Linked DNA regions of Homo sapiens: region 2 is linked to region 1. Evidence: read pairs that join two places in POLR2A ChIA-PET (ENCODE). Cell type or tissue: OCI-LY7. All regions are shown on one strand. Region 1 has its middle 3.7 kb from the start of MON2. Region 2 has its middle 23 kb from the start of MIRLET7I.

What was found. Peaks named below come from ENCODE experiments on the same cell type or tissue, not always from the same donor. Only the 100,000 strongest peaks of a DNase experiment are listed, where the experiment ranks them.
Region 2: POLR2A ChIA-PET joins it to region 1 with 5 read pairs; 2 of 35 experiments call an interaction of 5 or more read pairs at or near these places.

What each region holds. Positions count from the first base shown.
Region 1 is chr12:62,461,917-62,464,416 of GRCh38, reverse strand. No RefSeq gene overlaps it. Among named protein-coding and RNA genes, the nearest start is that of MON2, 3.7 kb to the left of the region's middle. In OCI-LY7, no CTCF peak of the experiment used is centred here; a DNase peak (open chromatin) is centred at 1,016.
Region 2 is chr12:62,625,545-62,628,044 of GRCh38, reverse strand. No RefSeq gene overlaps it. Among named protein-coding and RNA genes, the nearest start is that of MIRLET7I, 23 kb to the right of the region's middle. In OCI-LY7, no CTCF peak of the experiment used is centred here; no DNase peak of the experiment used is centred here.

The DNA of each region.
Region 1 (2,500 bases):
TTTATGTACATATGCCAAGAGAGATTATACTGCCCCAGAAACAATGCATGGCTTTATGCCAAAGCCAAGCAAGTTACCAAAGGTAAAAATAATTTTTTATTCTACAAGTTAACAAATCAGCTAAAGTTAAGAGTTAGCATTTCAAAAAACTGAATAATTTCTCTTTCAATAGCAAAACCAAATATTCAAATACATATTTTTGTTCTCAAGTATCTCAAGAAATACTTTCAAAATTGTAGCATACCTATAAATGTCGGTGTGGGTATAAAACTCCTCCGTGGCTACCAAATCTCTCTTCATTGAAAATTACATTAATAAATGCCTGATAAATTTAACCATTTATTACCATAAGTAATGCTTTCACAGCATTGTTACATGGTAGTTAGGCTTCAGACTCTGAAGTTGGAAAGCTCTAGTTTGAATCTGAGTTCTGCTGGTTACTACCTGGGTGACTCTAGCACATTATTTAACTATCGGGGGAACCCACCCCCAATATTTCAGTGTAGGTTCTTTCTATTTCTATAAGTGTCGGCCGGCTGAGAAATAGAGAAAGAGTACAAAGAGAGGAATTTTACAGCTGGGTCTCTGGGGCTGGAATCATATATCCGTAGGACCATGATGCCCACCTGAGCCTTAGAACCAGCAGGTTTTTATTAAGGGTTTCAAAAGGGGAGGGGGTGTACAAACGGGGAGTAGGTCACAAAGATCACATGCTTCAAAGGGCAAAAAGGAGAACAAAGATCACATGCTTCTGAGGAAACAGGACCAGGGCAAAATCAGAAACTCCTGATAAGGGTCTGTGTTCAGTGGTGTACGTATTGTCTTGGTAAACATCTTAACAGAAAACAGGGTTCGAGAGCAGAGAACCAGTCTGACCTCAAATTTACCAGGGTGGGGTTTTTCCCCACCCTAGTAAGCCTGAGGGTACTGCAGGAGACCAGGGCGTATTTCAGTCCTTATCTCAACCGCATAAGACAGATACTCCCAGAGCAGCTGTTTATAGACCTCCCCCAGTGAATGCAATTCTTTTCCTAGAGTATTAATATTAATATTCCTTGCTAGGAAAATAATTTAGCAATATCTTCCCTACTTGCACGTTCGTTTATAGGCTCCCTGCAAGAAGAAAAATATGGCTCTTTTTGCCCGACCCCACAGGCAGTCAGACCTTATGGTTGTCTTCTGTTGTTCCCTAAAATCGCTGTTATTCTGTTCTTTTTCAAGGTGCACTGATTTCATATTGTTCAAATGCACATGTTTTACAATCAATTTGTACAGTTAACACAATTATCATAGTGGCCTGAGGTGACATACATCCTCAGCTTACGAAGATAACAGGATTAAGAGATTAAAGTAAGACAGGTGTAAGAAATTATGAAAGTATTATTTGGGAACTGGTAAATGTCCATAAAATCTTCACAATTATGGTCCTCTGCCATGGCTCCAGCTGGTCCCTCCATTCAGGGTCCCTGACTTCCCGCAACATTTAGCCTTTCTAATCTTCACCAATCTTTACTACTTAACCTCTCCATAGCTTTAAAAGAAGAAAACAAAAGTGCCTTCTTCATGGGATAGTTGTGAGGTTAAATGAAATATTGTAGGTAAAGCATGCCTGGCACACATTAGCTTTGAGTAAACGTTTTAAATAGGTGGTAGAAAAGAGAACTCTTAAATTTGTAGTCATCACTAATGCCATCTTGTATTAACTTCTAACAGAATTATCAGTGAGTTTTGTCCTAGTGTTTAACCTTCTAGTTGAAAATTAGGAAATCCATGTCTTTTTCTGAGCCCTTGTTATGAATCTTTTAGAAAATATATCTATTTAACAATGAGTATATATTTACATGTAATAAGAAAATTTGTCTAATGTCATTCTGAAATATCTTAGTTTAATGATGAAATACAAATATTATTCAATCTACCTTTCTAGTTGTTCAGTCCCTCTGATTTTATCACATTTACTTATTCTCCTCTTAGACTTTTCTTTCACCTACTCCTCAATTATTAGTGTTTCCCAGAATTCTATTCTCTGCTGTCTTCCCCACCCTCACTTGCTTGTCTTCTTTATTCTCTTTGATCCTTTGCACACCAATGGCTTCAATTACTGCCAATCTATTGATATCACCCTGTATAACCTCCGTGTTGATACATATCAATAGAAGGTGCAGATTAGCAGAAATACCACCACACAGACACCACTTGGGTTTACTTTATCTAAAGGATACATAAAGGAATTAGTTGCAATATCAGCCAAGAGATGAAAGTGCAAGTTTCTAAGCCTTCCAAATACTCAGACCTTCTGGAATGCATAACATCAGACCTTCTGGAAACTTAACTTTCTCTTCCAGTCCTAGCCTTATATACATAAAGCTGGACTAGTCCTATACATAGCCCCTTCCCTAGAGACCACTTCACCTAGACATGGTAGATGATCAATCACAGAGTAATACAATACACAATATGATAGCTAGGATACAGTTTAGAGGATATTCAGATATGAACA
Region 2 (2,500 bases), 160 kb before region 1:
GACCCTCATCTCTACAAAAATTAAAATTAAAATTAAAAATTAAAAAAATAAAAGTAGCTAGGCTCACTCCAAGGGCAAACACTACTAATCATCTCACCACTATCTTTCTCACAAATGATGTTGACCTCCAGGAAATGAGTGACTCAGTGTTCACAATATGCTATTAAGAGCTTCAGACAGGTATGGAAGGGGGAAAATAACACCCAGGCATTGAAAAAGTTTGGAATACATTGAAATGATATTAGCTGTTATCTGTTATTATCTATGGGTAGTGGGATTATTCATGATTTTAATTCCTTCTTTTTACTTATCTATATTTTCTATTCTATGGTGAATGTGAACACTTGCAAATAAACTATTTTAATGGGCTACCAGTGATCTTTAATGAAAACACATTGTATTAGTCCGTTTTTATACTGCTATATAGAACTGCCCAAGACTGGGTAATTTATAAAGGAAAGAGGTTTAATTGACTCACAGTTCAGCATGGCTGGGGAGGCCTCAGGAAACTTAACCATGGCAGAAAGCAAAGGGGAAGCAATGCACCTTCTTCACAAGGCAGCAGGAAGGAGAATGAATGCAGGAGGAATTACCAAACACATAAAACCATCAGCTCTTGTGAGAACTCATCCACTGTCACAAGAACGGCATGGAGGAAACTGCTCCCATGATTCAATTGCCTCCACCTGTTCGCTCCCTTGACACACAGGGATTATGGGGATTACAATTCAAGATGAGATTTTGGGTGGGGACACAGCCAAACCATATCACACATTCTAATTAAAGGGTTCCTAAAGTTAAGTTCTTGATAATGACATTTGATCCACATGTGAAAAGGTAAAACTGAAAGATTAAGACTATCTTATTCAGTAGGCAGGTTTCGCAGAGATAGTGTGGGGTATGTCTCATTTCTATGTATGTAAATATTACCTCCGCCACCTTCCTCCAACCCACGAGGGCAGAAACAAACCTACAATCATCTTAGTAGCCCCTGCTCCTAGCACATTATCTGGTACAAGTAGATGCATGTTTAATAACTATTGTTTAATGAAAGAATGCATATTTGAGAAAATAGAACCCTCAAGCATAGCCCACATAAAAAAGGAGGTTCAGCATTTCCTTGCCATGTAACTAACTTACTTCATGACCTCAGAATTTGGGGGATTTGGGGGATTGTCTAGATGAAAACGAACCCCACGATAGAAAGCCTTTTGTGGGAGGCAGCTTCCGATGCGGCTCCCTGTGATCCTGCCTTCTTGTATTCACTTCTTTGTGTAAATCCCTTTCTTTTGCCTATGGACTGGACCTAGTGACTTCCTTTTTTTTTTTTTTTTTGAGACGCAGTTTCACTCTTTTTGCCCAGGCTGGAATGCAGTGGCGCAATCTCGGCTCACCACAACCTCCACCTCCCGGTTCAAGCGATTCTCCTGCCTCAGCCTCCCAAGTAGCTGGGATTAGAGGCACGTGCCGCCACACCTAGCTAATTTTGTATTTTTAGTAGAGATGGGGTTTCTCCAAGCTGGTCTCAAACTCCCGACCTCAGGCCATCTGCCTGCCTTGGCCTCCCAAAGTGCTGGGATTACAGGTGTGAGCCACCGTGCCCGGCTGTGACTTGCTTCTAAGAAACAGAATATTCAAATAGTGATGGGCAATTACTGCTAAGATTAAAACACAACAGACCTTCACTTCCATCTTGCCAGCACTCTCTCTTGCTCACATTTTCTTTCGTCCTCCTGCTTGCTTGATCTGATTAAAAACCAGCTGCCATGTTGTGAGATGCTCAACAAAGAGGCCCAGGTGACAAGGAATTGACCAGCTGCCCATGATAAACTGAATCTTGCCAGCTACCATGTGAATGAGATGACTACCCCATTGAAAGAGACCCAGCACCAGCCTGCTTGTATTCCTGTCCCTCAGAAAACTGCAAGATAACTAAGTGATAGGTAACTAAGATACCTTTCTTGCTTTTTTTTTTAAGCTATAGTCCTTTTCTAGTGTCAACTGTGCAGTTAGTTACTCAGAAAATTCACTCATCAATTTACTGTGATGTGAGGGAATCACTGGTTTGCAAACTACCTACAGGGTAATGTTTTAGATACTCTACAGCAATGTCCACTCCTGTGGATACTTCATGTAAAGGGACAGCCTCTCACAGGCCCCACTGCCTCTCATTATTGAAGGCAGCTGGCTCCTTCCTTAAACTGTAATCCTTTTTATCCTGCTTCCAGACTCAACCTTTTTATCTCAGGGGTGGAAAAACTTCAACCCTCGCCTTGACAAAATGAGTATAATCAGGCTTAGAAAGTGGAAATGGTTTGCTCACTTTCACACCACTAATCAGAGTCGGAGTTAGGAGATGAAACAGTAAGGTCTCGCCAGGCATGGTGGTGTGTGCCTGTAGTCCTAGCTACATGGGAAGCTGAGGTGGAAGGATCACTTGAGCCCAAGAGTGTATCTTCCTGCTCCTGGCCCAGGACAGATATCTGACCCTAATTCCATG